Regions from separate parts of the Homo sapiens genome. Here region 2 is linked to region 1. A link is a loop called in an ENCODE intact Hi-C map of the cell type or tissue named here. Cell type or tissue: heart right ventricle. All regions are shown on one strand. Each heading gives the region's core, and the rest is flanking DNA. Links, peaks and the distances in the headings are about the cores only.

Region 1 (8,707 bases), core at 156-8,155:
TGCCTAACATCATCACTCACCGGGGAACACAAGTTAAAACCACAATGAGACCCCACACAAGAAAGGATATAACTAAAAACTGAAAATAGCAAGTGTTGATGGGGACACGGGGAGACTGAAACTCCTATACATAATAGTAGAAGTATAATCAGTGCAATCATTTAGCAAACTATTTAGCAATATCTACTAAAGCTAAACATACATGTACCTTATAACCCAGAAATTCTAGTTCTACATATACCTAAGAGAAATGAGTGCATTTCCTCTTCTATAAGAATATTCTTGCAGCCTTCTACAAGAACATTCAGGGCAGCTTTATTCCAAATAGTCAAACACTGAAAACAACCCAGAAAAGCTTCAACAGAATGGAATAAATTGTGGTCTATTTATAAAATGAAATGTTACACAGCAAAAAAAAAAAAAAAAAAAATCAACATGTATGAATCTCAAAGATAATAATGAGAAGAAGAAAGAGTAATTACTGTATACGTCCAACACACAATGCTCAAGAACAGGAAAAACTAGTCTGCAATGGGAAAAGTCAGAATAATGTTTACAACTGATTGGAGATGTAACAGAGCTTTACTGGGATGCTGAAAATGTTCTAAATCTTGTTACTTGGTTGTGTGTGTGTGTGTGTGTATATATATATATATACACACACACAAAATTCATCAAAGTTACACTACAGTACAAATCTATACACTTTATGGCAGGCATGCTAAAAACTCAACACAAAATTTCAAAAATATATAAACAAGTCTAGGAAATTTACCTAGCTATTAAATAGTCCACTTTCAATTTTAGCACCTTCTGGAGAATACTGGAGTCTTGGATGAGATATCGAAGCGCTCGTAGCCCTGCTGCTCGCACTTCTTTTGCTTCATTTAATAAAGCTAACCGCAAACTGTATGAAAACAAACAAAATACAAGTTTTGCTGCACAGGTTTCAAATACACACAAAATTATATTACCAAATTATTCCTCAGCCAAAATATGCAAAAATTCTAGTCATGCACAGAATTCTAAGAGCATTCTACATATATAAAAATTACTCACTCCAAGCCACACAATTTCACTTAGTGTTGTTTTTTTAAATCTGTGCCTCCTTAGTACATTCTTACCAATCAAGAAAATGTTATTGAGTTCTTTCTTACCTTCTGTACTTTATTTTATATAAACAATGGAAACAGCCTTTGTTTTATATAAACAATGGTACAGCCTTTTTCAAGCTGTACCATTTGTGTCTCTACAATCGAATATCCTCTCTCTGCCTACCTGGTTCCATACCTCCCAAAAATCATTGGTTTAAATCAATGATAATAATAATTTATGCCAATAGCAGGCACAGACCTTTTATATCAATTTTAATTCCTAAGAGTACCTAAAAGATAGTTATAAAGCCATATAACATGCCTCTATTAGTGTGCATGGGCAAATCAAGTCTGTTGTAAGCACAAACTTTCTCTTAGGTAAGACCTAGAGTTATAGTTGTTCCTGGGAATAATATGAGAAATTTAGTCTGCAAATTTCAGATTTAATTTAAAAGTTTAAATTATAGAAGTCCAGATATTTTTGAACATTCACTTTGGTTCTTCATATTTAGTAATTAGAAAATATCACAAAGACTCACAAAAACAAAACTACTGTAGCTCTTAGATTTTTTCTAATGTTCAAGCAACTATTTCTATAAAATCAAATATGAGGTGCTGTATTATTCTATTTCTAGTTTAAAATTACTAAAATTAAAATTACTAAAATCTGAAAGGGATGGGAGGGGGGAATGAACCACACTTACCAAATTATGATATCCTCATAGTGAAAGCCCAGTTTTTCTTCACTGTGGCCAATATCACAAAGAAGCTGTCAGAAAAACAAAATAAGTGTGCATTTATGTGTTGTATATTTTCACATATTTATATACATTATATATTTACACTGGAAAATAAGGTATTTTTATGGAATAATATTTTGAAAAATATGATTTTACTGTTCAAATCAGCAGCTTTATTTGTATCATCTATTTCTCATTTGACCTGCCAGTTTTAAGTTTCTTTAATCTTTTATCTTTCCTGCCTTTTAAAAAATCATTTGTTTTCTATTATTCCATTTTCCTTCTCAATAATTTACTGTTTTAAAAATGGTTCTTTTAGTGGCTACTATTAAGATTACAACATGCATTGTTGACTTATCTAACAAAAAGTATCACTTCACAATGTCCTCAATGCCAGAATCTCACACTTTAATTTCACTTTCTCCCCTCACATTTCACTTTACAATTGTTTTTTCTATCTTTTAAAAACTATACCGTATTACTGTTAATGGGTTTTAACAGTATTTAGTCAATATCAGTTTATATTTATTCACATATTTACCCTTTTTATTATTCATCATTTTGATGGTTCCTTATTGGGATATCTTCCTTTTACCTGAAGAACTCTGTTGTTGCTGTTGACTTGTTCTGTTAGTGTTTTAATTTTAGACCAGGTTGCTGGTAATGATTTTCTTGGTTTTTATTTCTCTGGAAATAATTTTTTTTTTTACATTGAAGTTTGAAGAATATTTTGCTGGATATTTAGAAGTTTAGGTTAGCTGCTATTTTCCTCCAACAGTTTCAAGATGGCCTCCACTATTTCAGTTGTGAAGTCTGCCATCAGTCTTATTGTTGACTCTTTTGAAAGTCATGTCATTTATTTCTCAAACTCTTTTTTTTTTTTTGAGACGGAGTCTCACTCTGTCACCCAGGCTGGAGTGCAGTGGCCTGATCTGAGATCACTGCAACCTCTGCCTCCCGGGTTCAAGTGATTCTCCCGCCTCAGCCCTCCGAGTAGCTGGGATTACAGGTGCCTGCCACCACGCCCAGCTAATTTTTGTATTTTTAGTACAGACGGAGTTTCACCATGTTGGCCAGGCTGGTCTCGAACTCCTGACCTTAGGTGATCCACGATCTGCCTGCCTAAGCCTCCTGAAGTGCTGGGATTACAGGCGTGAGCCACCGCACTGGGCCTCTCAGACTCTTTTTTTTTTTTTTTTTTTTTTGAGATGGAGTTTCATTCTTGTTGCCCAGACTGGAGCGCAATGGTGCAATCTCAGCTCACCGCAACCTCCGCCTCCCACGTTCAAGCGATTCCCCTGCTTCAGCCTCCCTAGTAGCTGGGATTACAGGCATGTGCCACCACGCCCAGCTAATTTTGTATTTTTAGTAGAGACAGGGTTTCTCCATGTTGGTCAGGCTGGTCTCAAACTCCCGACCTCAGGTGATCCGCCCGCCTTGGCCTCCCAAAGTGCTGGGATTATGGGCATGAGCCACAGCGCCCGGCCTCTCACTCAGACTCTTTTAAAGACATCTTTCCTTATCTTTGGTTTCCAGCAATCTTATTACAATGTTTCTAGGTGTGGTTTCCTTTGTAGCTATCCTGCTTAGGGTAAACAAAACTTCCTAAATCTCTGGGTTGATCTACTTCTGCAGTTTTGAAAAATTCTATACAATATATTTTCAAAACTACTTCTGTCCAAACTCTCCTTCTGGTAATTCAATTAAATGTATGCCAGATCTTCTCATGTGTATCACAAATCCGTAAATCCTCTTTTTTTTTTTTTCCATTTTATCTCAATGCTTCAGTTGAATATTTTCTATAACCTGTTTTCTGATGTGTCTAATCTTCTATTACATGTATCTAATGAGTTTTTAAATGTAGATACTGTATTATTCCCTTCTTGAATTTCCATTTAATCCTTTTAGCCATTCCAATGTGCTAATGAAATTCTTCATTTCACATCAATTTTCTCCATACGTCCTCTATGTTCATGACATAGTTGTTACTGAAAATAGGTTTCATCTAATAAACCTGAATGATGTGGATCATCTCTGGATCTGTTATTAACTGTTTTCCCTTTTGTTCTAGTCATGTAATCCTGTCCTTTGGTAGCTCCTTAGTCTTTGATTGTATATAAAAACTTGCAAAGATTTGATGGTGTTATCTGTCTCCACAGAAGGTTCAGCCTTCTTTCTGTTAAACCACTAGATGGTGTTGAGTCCACGTTAGGTGGTTGCCCTGGTAAGACCAGGCCTACCTCTGCTTTTTCCCTGCCACCTGAAGTTTCAACTGAAAGCTTATTGTTAAGAAAACTAGTCCAAGGAGGATGAAAAATTTAATTTTTGTCCTGCAAACTCCATTCCTGATTTTCAAAGATTTTCTACTTAGGTTTTAAGTTTCTCATCCCAGGTAGCCCCAGGATTAAACAACTGAACTGAGGGGAGAATCTCCTCATGCTTGATGCATCTAGGTAGGACTCCACCAAAACCTCTGTGCTGTTTTTTGACTTTCGGCAACAGTATTTCTGGGCCTAATGCTTGAATCCCGTTTCCTGCCCATACTTAACATCAGCAAGTGTCCCCTGGGAAAAAGTTGTTGAAGCAGCTTATTTGTACAAGATTCTCTCTTTTCTGAAAGGTTGGTGTCTGCACTTATTGTTGCCCGAGCAGCTTCCTGCTGCCTTCAAACAGGTTTTCCTAGTTTTCATTGAGAGCGGTGGTCTAATACTACCTTTATGGATCCCACCTGGATGAATATATGCCAGTTTAATCTAGATATGAGTCTGGAGAATTGACTTTTACCTAAAAGTTACATATAATGTCCTTAATTGATTTATTGCGGCTAACTGAAATGGATTAAAGAGAAGATAAATCATTTATTTAACACTGAAGACCAAGAAGGGTCTCCAAAGTGCTAATATTCTTTCTCAGTATGAAGTTATAAACATTGTAACCATACAGTATAAAGCAACCAAAGTGATCAACATATCACATCACATCCACGAGAAGCATGGACCCTAAGAAAAAGCTGATAAAAGTTCACTACCCTATTGGTAGGATAACTGTAAAAATTTCCTGTCCAATTTTTTCTTTAGAGGAAATAAGGGGAGGGAAGGGGAAGGGAGAGGAGGGGAGAGGAGGGGAGAGGAGGGGAGAGGAGGGGAGAGGAGGGGAGAGGAGGGGAGAGGAGGGGAGAGGAGAGGAGGGGAGGGGAGGGGGTCCCAAACAGAATAGGGTAGGAGACAGGACTAGAATAGCTGCTATCAGATATTGCAACACTGCTGATATTACAATACTGGTATTCCTTAAAATTCTGATATGACGAACAAAGAGGCCTCAGACTTTCAAAGAGTATGTTTTTCTTTTGTTTTTACTGTCTTGTACAGTGTTGAAAGTAGTTACAAATTTAAGAGAATGCGTTTTTATACATACATATTTAAAATAACATAAAATTTTCTAAGTTTTGAGATAAAACTTCTATACCTCTAAAAAACCAACCATATACCTAAAATTAAAAGTGACAATGTGTTAGTAAAAAATATTTGCAACAAATATGGTAAGAAAAAGGTTAAGGCACTGTATGTAGTTTGCTAGGGCTACTATAACATATGTCACAGACTGGGTGGCTTAAACAACAGAAATGTACTTTTTCATAACTCTGGAGGCCAGAAATCTAAGATCAAGGTGTTGGCAGGGTTGTTGTTTTTTTAAAGTCTCTCTCCTTGCCTTACATATGGCTATTTTCTATATCTTCCTATGTGTATGTCTGTCTCCTAATCTACACTTTTTATAAGAGATTATATTAGATTAGGCCCACCCACCCATATGACCACATTTTTCTTTAATTATCTTTTTCAAAGGCCCTATCTCCAAATACAGTCACATTCTGAGGTATTGGAGGTTAGAAATTCAACATACGAATTTTGACGAGACACAATTCAGCTCACAGCATTCCATCCTCACCTAGCAAACTAATACAGATCCTTATAATGTAAAAGGTTGAAACAAATTGAGGAAAAACTTCTCAGGACCCCAAAGAAGAACAGGCAAAGAAAATGTACAAGGAATTTACTGAAGAAATATAATTGACAAATAAATATGACATATATTCATTTTTCCTAAAACCCAAATCAAATGAATTGCAAAGTTCTACTTACAACTCACAAAAATGGCAAAATATTGTTTTAAATATTATTGTATATTATTTTATTATTGTAAATATTTCAGAAAATAGTTTTAAATATTGTATATTACTATAATAGTTTTTAAATATATTGTAAAATATTATTTTAAATATTATTATATACTGGTAATGGGATTGAAAACTGAAAATATTTTATAAAATAAATTGGAAAAATGCACTAGGATCAAGATCCACTTTTGGAGATTTATGTATTTTAAATTATTTTACTAATATAAAGTAGGTTCAAGTACAAGATGCTTATGACATTATTTATAACATTAAAGAAATGGGAATAAAATGTTTATAAAGGAGGAACTTCATGAGGCCATTAAAATACTGTAATATACAATCATAAGAAAAATATGCAGAATCTATTGCTAAATGGGGAAAAGATTCTGTAAGACATATTTCTTAAAAACACACTTTAAAAAAAAAGGATATACATCAAAATTTTAACACCAAAAATTTTTTTAACAACAACTCCTCTGCGTTTTTGTGTATTTTATAAATGTTCACAATTAAACATGTATCACACCATCTAGGAATAGTTTTATATATAGTATTGATGAATACACACAGAAGTAACAATTATTGACTGGTAATCTTCTCAACCCTGGTAGTACTTCTGTAAATGAAAACAACTGAGGCTTAGAGAGGTTAATATGACTTCCTAAGGCCACAAAGCCTAATTAAGTGGTAAAGCTGGAAATCAGATCAAACCAGTTTGACGCCAGAGCCCACTATGAAAAATATTACTATAATTTTGTATTGAAATTATTTACACAGGGTTGGGGGTTAGGGGAAGTAAAAAACAATTGAACATTACCATCTTATTTCATTTCTCCAGCCTCAAATGTGGCATCAAGAATCTGGAGAACTGCACCCTGGCTATATATATACATAAAACAAATAAGAAAATTTAACTATTGTTTTCTCCAGAACTGCTAACTAAAAATATACCATTAAAAAAAAACTGCCCATTTCAAAGAATTAAAATATAAAAAACTGCACTTTCACTCCTTAAAATAATTTATTATTTTAAAGATTTCTCACATATTTCAGAATACTAGCATTATCACTATGTGGTACCATACATGAGTAAGAAAGAAAAATATGGTCAGCTTACAGTGTTATCATTACTTCATCCTTGGGAATATTCAAATATATATAATATAGAAAAATTAAGGTTAGAATTTGTTTATATCAACATACAAAATATTGTGCTTTCAAACTGGGAAAAAATGTTACTTTCTTAAATTATAATTTACACATATCAACTCAACTGCTTAAAAAGGGAGTATTTCCATTCCTCTGCTACAGTAATAATGAATGTTAATAAAATGAAAGGTTGTAAAATTCTACAAATATACAAAGTCTTGTCCTTTAAAAGGTTGGTTTTTCCCCTAAGTGTGTACTTGACTCTCATTTCCTGCATTATATTTTTCATACTTGCCAGTCAACCTTGTAGAAAACTATAGATTCAGAGAACACAATTTTCAAATTATCTACCTTCTCAGACGAGAAAAATATATGACCATTTATCACTTAACATTTCCTAGAGTTAGCAGTTTTAGTGAAAAAGTTAAACAAAATTCAAAGGTATTATAATCTTAAAAAACAAACACGCACCATTTAAAAAGTGTTTAGAGAGGTGTGTCATTTTCTGATTATTAATGTCAATGCATCTCAAATGCAAGAAAAGTTTTTGAGAAAGATGCTGAATCAGCTGGAAACTGGAAAATCATAAATAACTAAAAAGAACAATTATGGCAGAAACACAATATATTTGTTATTAATTAGTGCCTATTTTCCAGACATAGTAAATGGAATTCAATAATGGTTAAATTTAACCATTTAACCATTCAATAATGGTTAAATGCCTTCAGGTTGTTTCCAGGACTGTAGAAGAGGGCTTTAATCAGTCTTAAATGAAAAACCTTTTGAATTAGAATTATCCCGAGCAGTGATTAAACTTTCTATGTGTAAATAAATTCACATATATATTGGGAATAGGAAAGAAGATAGTAATAGAATTCTAAATTTTGGATTATCAAAGAAATATTATACTTTCACTGCTAATCACTAAGAATTCATATATAAATCTCAAAATATTATGAATAAGAATGACTTTGATACAAACTTCTTGTGATGACTACCTTACTAGTTATCTCCTAATTTAAATAACCAAACCCTAAAGTACACATTAAACTGTTTAGCTCTTTTTCTATGTGATATGGTTTGGCTCTGTGTCCCCACCAAAATCTCACCTTGAATTCTAATAATCCCCACGTGTCAAGGGCAGGACCAGGTGGAGATAACTGAATCATGGGAGCAGTTTCCACCATGCTCTTCATGTGAAAGTGAGTTCCATCTATGACCATATCACCCTGAACACACCCAATCTCGTCTGACAGTGAGTTCTCACGAGATCTGATGGTTTTATGAGAGGCTTCCCCCTTTTCTAGGCACTCATTTTCCCTCCTGCTGCCATGTGAAGAAGGATGTGTTTGATTCCCCTTCCGCCATGATTGTAAGTTCCCTGAGGTCTCCCCAGCCATGCAGAACTGTAAGTCAATTAAACCTCTTTCCTTTATAGATTATCCAATCTCAGGCAGTTCTTTATAGCACTGTGAGAACAGACTAACACAGTAAACTGCTACCACAGAGAGTGGGGCACTGCTGTAAAGATACACGACATGTGGAAGTGA
Region 2 (8,707 bases), core at 661-8,660, 76 kb after region 1:
AGAATGTGACTTCCTCTTCTTAGTTTTCGTTTCCCAGCTAGGTTTCATTTGCTGTGTCAGTGACTGTTTTTTTTTTTCTGGTAGTATTAGTCATTGATAAAAAATGTTCTATAAGAAGATCGAGTCCAGGACCATACCTTTGGAAGATAACTGCTTAATTCTGAGGATACAATTACTCCATTCATAGTCACTCCCTTGGTTCTATTCTCTACCCTCCTGCATGCAGTTAATAATTCTAGTATATAACTAGAATTCTAGTAATAATTCTAGTATGTAAACCATATTTTATCGGTTTGGGATACAGTTGTAATACTGAACAGAAACAAAAGCCTTATCAAAATCTTAGTTCCCTTTAATCTCTCTGCCTTGGTACATAGGCCATTTGAAGATAAAGCAAGTAAAAAGCCACAAAATTTGGTCAGACTATTTCTTGGTAACTTCATAGTTAAACCGCACATTTGAGACATCTAAAGGCCATTTACACGACAAGCAATGAATTAAATTTAACAAATGTTACAATCCCATCCAGTGTTAATTATGTCTTGGTCACAGCAGAACAGAGCCCCTGAGTATTGTGTCTTTAAATTTTAATCTCTGTCCCAAAATCTCATATAAATTTCCTTTTAAATAATTCTTTAAAGAGACTCTCTATGACTAACAGTTTTAAATGAAGAATAAACCTATGTTTATGGAAGATGAAGATATGTTAAAAAATGAAATCTAGAAGGGTATGCAGTAAAATTTCAACAGTTATTATCTACAGATGGTAGAATTTGGAGTGATTTTTCTCTCCCGTTTTCTCATTTTACTTGTTCCCAAACAAATTTTTACTCATGAATTTTTTTAGGAAAACTATTTTAGAAAAATTTTGTTGGCTATTCTAAACCAAAATTATAAACAGTTGATTATAATAATGACTTACTTAACAGGTCATTATAAACAATCAAAATTATTTGTGCATCTGTTCATTAAAAAAAGAACTTTTGCACATACACTGCAATACATATATATTCACTTTTTAAATTAAATTAGAACTTAAAACATAAACACAAAATAAAAATGGTTAAAAGTAATTTTTAATGTTATTTTACTAATGACACGAATACAAAGCAATGGGGCTGAATATACTTCATTATTCTCGACATTTCTTGTTATATACTTTGTGATACTGAAATTTAAAAGTCTAGTTCTAAGAAGAGTTTATGTGGGTATAGGGTTTTAATAGCTGAGACCTCACAAAATGCAAAGTTAAAAATGGAAGAACTACTGTATTGGCCGCATTTCTAAACCATAAAACTCATTTTCCCATTTCGTCCACCCAGTGATACAAAAGCTTTTTGAAATGTAATTTGGCTAACAAATATCCATCTTCCCTAATGTCAATCAGTTTTCCTATCAAACTAGTAATTTGGCTAACAAATATTCATCTTGCCTAATGTCAATCAGTTTTCCTATCAAACTAGAAGACATAACATTTAGAAATTTTCAGCAAAATGGTTGCAAAACCATTTATCTGAAAGATTTTGAAGCAGATTGGGAAACTCTGTTCCCATGATTTTCAAGTGTGCAGATATGAAAATTTATATATGTGACACATTTATATTTTAAGTTTTTTCAGAAAAAAATCACAAAACTGAAACACTTTCAAATATCTGTTTTCTAAATGCTCTCATCCTAGCACAGGTTTTTTGGAAGTATTAAATTTCTTAGTTATTGTTATCACATCTACCTTGAAGGGAAATTTTTTTTTAATTTTTTTTAAAAAATCTGATAGGTAACATGCTACTCGAAGCCACCAGTCATCATGAAAAAAAAGCTTGCCACTAAATAAATAGTAAACACCTGTATAATACAAAAGATTTTCTTCACCTCTCATTTCAAAGTGTGTGAAAATTAAACTTTTTAAAAAGTCTTATTTATACAAAATTATCACATGTGGTACTATCTCTGTACTTCTGTATGAACTCCTTTTTAAATTGATGGGAACTGCTTCATCGATTTTCATAAAACATTGTTCTTATTAAGGAAGTTGTTTACTGATAAGGACACCTGGTATTTGGTACTTTTACTTTGATGGCACAGAAAAAAGCTTAACAGAATTAAGCCAACACCGTAAGCTAAGACATAGTTAGAAATATTTATTCTTTCATTCAACTGCACACACAGCAAAGCTTGTTCATAATGCTTATTTGTTCAAATGCCTTTTTCTTCAAATCTTCAGCCTTCCCCTGCCCCACCCCTTTTTCTGCTTTGGTTGACCAATAGGTTTGCGTTTTAGTTTTGTCAACAAATATTTTTCTCTGTTTTTTTTTTTTTATTCCCAGCCATTTTTTTAACCACAGTAGGAAATAGCACTATATTCCCAACTGATATGTTCCTTTTTGTCTGTTGCTAATAAGAAATCTTTCTCTTTTCACAGGACAGGGTGGCTCATGCTTGTAATCCCAGCAGTACGGGAGGCTGGGGCAGGAGGATCCTTTGAGCCCAAGAATTCCAGACTAGCCTAGGCAACGTAGCAAATCTCGTCTCTACTAAAATAGTAATAATAATAATAATAATAAGTTATCTAGCATGACGTCATGCTCTTGTAATCTCAGCTATTTGGGAGGCTGAGGTGGGAGGCTCACTTGAGCTCAGATTTTTCAAGGCTGCATTGAGCTATGATCACACCACTGCACTTCAGCCTGGGTAGTAAAGCAAGACCCTACCTTGAGAAAAAAGAAAAAAATCTGTCTTTTTGCAAAGTAATGGATTCAATATTGCATGACTTCTAACATCACAGAAAAAATACAGAAAATTATCTTTATTTTCTGTTTATGTTAAAAATATTTTGCTAATCTGGTAGCTTTATAATAGCTGACATCTCAAGGAGCAATATATAATTAGACTCAGATAATAGTGAAGGATAATGCATATAAATTCATATTTCACATAATTCTAATATTTTTAATTTTAAAAAATGTTGGCTGACATTGTGACATCTGATTGCATTATCATTGCTTTTTCCTTGTAATGAAGCTGATAAAGTGCTAAAATCAGAAGTATCAAGTCTGCCATATTTTAAAACCTGTACTGTGCTTTTATTATTTGTGTTACATACAATTTCTTTGCAAGATTCTTCTTAAGCCGTGTGTACATTTTGTGAGGAATAGTTTATAATATCCTCCTTAAATCCACTTACCTAGATAAAGTATATGGCCATATGCCAAAGTGGAGAGAATTCCTGAGTCTGTTGTGAATTCTTCTGAGTTGTAGAACTCCCAATCTTCCCTCAGAATACTTATATGACTCATGTCAATTTAACCTTCTGACAAGATGACAGCTCCATTGTTAATATGTATAATAAATATTAATAGTTTACCTTTTTCTTTCATTTCATTTCTTTTCTTTTTTCTGTTCTCTCTCTTTCTTTCTTTTTTTTTTTTTTGAAGGGGGCACGTAGGGGTAGGGGACTAAAAAAATTCCTCCAAATTCCTCCACAAAAAAAAAAAAATAACAAAATAGGACACTGAAGTCAGAGTGAGGAGCAGTGAGCAACTAGAAAACTGGAAAAAAGGTCCTCTCTAGCTATCTAGATCTGAAGACTAAGCCACTGCAAGGTAGGAAAGCAGAACATCAGGCTCTTGCGTTAAGTCCAGGATCCTAGAAGTGGACCAAAGTGGACCCAGGTTGGTAGTGCCCCCTGGCTTTCAGCAGTAGCAATTACAAATCCTTTTTGGGGAAAGTCCATTACTTCATCAGTTCCTAGGATCGTCACATATCAAGATCAAACAAATAAAAGCTCACATTCAAAGATCATTAAACTCATAGAAAAAACTGACTATGAGTAAGAATCCGTATAAATCAAAATAAACAGAATTCTATGCCAAGGACTTCAGATATTGATGATATGAAACAAAATACAAAGTAGCTATTCCATATTAAATAATTTTTTTCAAATGAATTTATTATTCTATCCATGATAGAATAATGATTGTTGGATGTACCTTCCTACAATAAACAATTGTTAATTTAGACAAATATATGAAACAGCAGTGTTTAGGCACTGGACAATAGTGTGGCACTATGACCTTGACATAAAAGGAGCAAAAAAGGTGAGTTTCACCTTCCCTCCAGCTTTGAAAATGCAACACAAAATTTGTGGAACCTAAACAGAGCAGCAGTCTCACGGAATGGAGGAAAGAAAAACTGAAGTCGAGATGAGGGGCATAATACCAGAGATGAGAGAGCTGTGCAAAGTAGGAGCTCCAGAAATCTGCACTGGGATCCCTTTGCTTATTTAGCTGAATTTTAAGCTGAACAATCATAGGGTAAGACTCAGTGAAACATGGCAAAGAACAGCCCCTGGGGGCTCTGAACTAAATGGAGATTCCAGAGGTTGCAGATTGCTGAAAGACATCCAACCGGCAAGTAAAGAGACTTTGGTGAACACTTTGAGTATGCAAGTAAGACACCCAAAAGGCTATACGTTAGGAAATGGGTTGCACTGAGATCCCACAAAGGCCATAACTTATCGAAAAGGATACATCAGTCCTAGAATAAGGCTGCTATAGATATACCTAAACAGAGTTCAAAGTCAAGCCCCAATAGGATCAAGCTGATCTCCCAATAAATTAACTAAAGAACAGGGTTTAAAACTAAACTCAAAAATACAACAACAATATTCCAACTCTCCGACAAATCACATTGGTAACGTTCAGCATACAGCAAAAATTTTATGAGATTTGAAAAATGAGGAAAATGTGACTCATCCTCATGAGAAAAAAATCAATTAAAAACAAGACCAGAGGCCGGGTACAGTGGCTCACGCCTGTAATCTCAGCACTTTGGGAGGCCGAGGCGGGCAGATCATGAGGTCAGGAGTTCGAGACCAGCCTGACCAACATGGTGAAACCCCGTCTTTACTAAAAATACAAAAATTAGCTATGCGTGGTGATGCATGCCTGTAATCCCAGCTACTCAGAAGACTGAGGCAGGAGAATCGCTTGAACCTGGGAGGCGGAGCTTGCGGTGAGCCGAGATCATGCCACTGCACTCCAGCCTAGGCAACTGAGTGAGACTTCATCTCAAAAAGAAACAAAACAAAACCAAAACCAAAAACCAAAAAACAAAAAACAAAAACCAAGACTAGAGAAAGCATGGACATTGGAATTAATAGAGTTTCATAAATATGATCAAAGATTTAAAAGAAATGTTGGACACAGTAAGTAAACAGATGGATACTCTCTAGAGAGAAATGTATTCTGTAAAAAATAACCAAGTGTGCATTTTAGAAATGAAAAACACTGTGCCAGAAATGATGATATATTAGTCAGAAATTCACTAAATGATGACAGATTGTACCCTAAAAAAGAAAAGGGTTGTGAATTTGAAGACAAACCAACAAAATGCATAGAGAAGAAAAAGACTGGGGAAATAAGGAAGAAGAAAAAGCCTTAGTAACCCATATAAAAAAAATCAGGCAGTCTGAAATATGTGTAACTGAAATCCCAGAAGCAGAGGAGAGAGAGATTGGGGCAGAGAAAATGAAGTAATAATGGATAAACCTCTAGCTAAATTGACCAAGAAAAAAGAGACAAGCAAGAAATAACAAATATCCAAAATGAAGGATGGGCCATTAGCATAGAACCTATAGATGTTAAAAGTATAGGAAGGGAATATTAACAACTTTATGCCAATAAATTTGTTAACTTAGATGAGGTGGACCAAATCCTTTAAAGACAGAAAACACCAAAGCTTACTCAAGAAGTTATTTGGTAGATATGCAAAATGATTATAAAGTTTATATAGAAAGGCAAAGGTCTAAAATTGTCAGCACAATACTAAAGAAACACTATCTGAATTCAAGACTTACTCTAATGCCAGAGTGAAGACAAGACAACTTTAGAGAAAGGATGTATATATAAACTAATAGGACAGAAATGTGTTAGTCTATTCTCACACTGCTATAAAGACATACCCAAGACTGGGTAGTTTATAGAGAAAAGAGGTTTAATTGACTCACAGTTTCTCAGGGCTGGGGAGGCCTCAGGAAACTTACAATCATGGCAGAAGGGGAAGAGGCACGTCTTAAATGGTGGCAGGCAAGACAGCAAATGAGCAAAGGGGGAAGCCCCTTATAAAACCATCATATCTTTTGAGAACTCAGTGACAATCATAAGAACTCCATGGGGGAAACTGACCCTGTGATCCAATTACTTCCCGTCAGGTCCTGCCTTCGACATGTGGGGATTATGGGAATTCCAATTCAAGATGAAATTTGGGTGGTGACACAGAGCAAAACCATATCATAAAGAGCTCACAAAGTATATATATTTAATTAATTATTGATGAAGGTACAAAGACAATTCATTGTAGAAAGAACAGTCCTTTTCAACAAATGGTGTTGGATCAATTGGCTATCCACATACATATAATGAACCTTGATCTGTATGTTACACTGTATGCAAAAATTTACTCAAAATGAATCATAAATCTAAATGTAAAATTGAAACTACACAACTTCTAGAAAAAAAATAGAAAAAATTTCTGTAGCCTTGAGTGGAAGAAAGGAGTTCTTAGATACTATACTAGAAACATGATCAATATGAGAAATAATTGATGGATTGAAGTCATCAAAAAGAAAAACTTCTGCCCCTAAAAAGACACTTTTAAGAGAATAAAAACAGAAGCCACAGACTGAGAAAATGTTTTCAAATCATGTATCTGATAAAGTAATTGTATGCAGGCTATATAAATACCTCTCAATACTCACTAATAGAAAACTAAACAATGAAAAAAATGGACAAAAACTTGAATAGACACTTCACCAAAAAAAATATACCCATGGAAAATAAGCATATAAACATTACTCAGTAAAATTAGTTATGAAGAATATGGTCATTAAAACCACAATAAGATATCACTACATACCTATTAGAAAGGCTTAAAAAGTACATAAAAGGAAAATACCAAAAATGGCAAAGATGTGGAACAAGTGCAACTCTCTCACACAAGAGAGGTGGGGACACAAAATAGCTCAGAGACTTTGGAAATCAGTCAGCCAGTTTCTTTTGAAGTTACACATGCACTTATCGTACAACTCAGCAATCCCACACCTAGGTGTTCCCCCAGTGAAATAATAACTTATGTTCACATGAAAATCTGGATGTGAGTATTTATAGGGGCTTTACTTGTTATTGCCAAAAACTAACAAACTAAAGTCAACCCAAATGTCTCTCAACTGGAGAATGGATAGACAAATTATGGAATAATTGTACATTTGAATACCACTTAGCATTAAAAAGGAACAGATTACTGAATCACAAAACAATATGCATGAATTTCTTTTTTTTTTTTTTTTTTTTTGAGATAGAGTTTCTCTCTTGTTGCCCAGGCTGGAGTGCAATGGTGTGATCTTGGCTCACCGCAAGTTCCTCCTCCCAGGTTCAAGCGATTCTCCTGCCTCAGCCTCCCAAGTAGCTGGGATTACAGGCATGTGCCACCACACCCGTCTAATTTTTTTTTTTTTTTTTTTTTGAGATGGAGTGTCACTCTGTAGTTCACTCTGGAGTGCAGTAGTGCTATCTTGGCTCACTGCAACTTTCGCTTCCCGGGTCCCAGTTCAAGCAATTCTCCTGCCTCAGCCTCCCAAGTAGCTGGGATTACAGGCACACGCCACCATGCCCAGCTAATTTTTGTATTTTTAGTAGAGACGGGGTTTCACTATGTTGGCCAGGCTGGTCTTGAAATCCTGACCTCGTGATCCAACAGCTTCGGCCTCCCAAAGTGCTGGGATTACAGGCGTGAGCCACCACGCCCGGCCTACAATATGCATGAATTTCAAATGTATTATGCTAAGTGAAAGGAGCCAGACTTAAAAGGCTCTATACTCTATAATTTTATGTATTTGACATTCTGGAAAAGGCATAACTATAGTGACAGCAAGATCAGTGGTGGCCAGGATCTTGGGTTGGGCAGTGGAGTTAACTATAACATGGCACAGTGTCATTTTTAGGAGTGATGAAATGAGTCAAATTCTTGGATACAGTGGGGGTTATGTGACTGTATGTGCTTGTTAAACTTACAGAACTGTATATTAAAAAGGGTAAATTTGCCTTATGTAATTTATACTTTAATAAAAATGGAAATAACAGAAGTCATTATTGCAAGCGGTAAAAAATTTATGGAGTACCAAATGAAAAGATCTAGCAGGATTCCAAGAAGGAAAGAATTGAGAGATCAAAGAAGATATAATATTTGAAAAGATTATGCATTTTCTGGGACTAGTGAAAGACAAAAATTAACAAATATAAGAGGGATAATATATGTAAATCAAGATAAATCAAGTGGACACTATATAGTGAAAGTACAGAACACTAAAAACACTAAAAACAAAGCAATCTTAAAAACAAGTGGAAAGGAAAGGCAAATAACTTGCAGAAATTACAATTAGAATAATTATGTAGTTTCCTCAACATAAATAATATGGAGAAAAAAGGAAAAATATCTTTAGAGTGCTGAAGAAAAATCAGTATCAACCAAAATTTCTGTATTTTTAATACCTATCTTCAATAAAAATGGAAAAATTAAGTTATTTCTATATAATCAAAACATCTGGGAATGGACTTCAAGATGGCCGACTAGAAGCATTTCATACTTGCCTCCTGCCCAAAGAAGAACCAAAATAGTGAATAATCACACTTTGAATGGATCATCCAAAGCAGAA

The links. Peaks named below come from ENCODE experiments on the same cell type or tissue, not always from the same donor. Only the 100,000 strongest peaks of a DNase experiment are listed, where the experiment ranks them.
Region 2: a loop joins it to region 1, with 6 times the contacts of the local background. A loop is called at or near these places in 92 of 110 quality-filtered maps.

Annotation. Positions count from the first base shown.
Region 1 is chr5:39,001,760-39,010,466 of GRCh38, forward strand. It overlaps RICTOR (RPTOR independent companion of MTOR complex 2), which reads right to left. Exons shown (of 38, transcript NM_152756.5): 4 at 1,799-1,863; 5 at 776-907. Among named protein-coding and RNA genes, the nearest start is that of RICTOR, 68 kb to the right of the region's middle. In heart right ventricle, for the core only: a CTCF peak has its summit at 4,009 (motif pointing right); no DNase peak of the experiment used is centred there; H3K27ac peaks cover 2,715 bases.
Region 2 is chr5:39,077,114-39,085,820 of GRCh38, forward strand. No RefSeq gene overlaps it. Among named protein-coding and RNA genes, the nearest start is that of RICTOR, 7.1 kb to the left of the region's middle. RefSeq lists an enhancer at 35-134. In heart right ventricle, for the core only: a CTCF peak has its summit at 3,682; a DNase peak (open chromatin) is centred at 3,658; H3K27ac peaks cover 161 bases.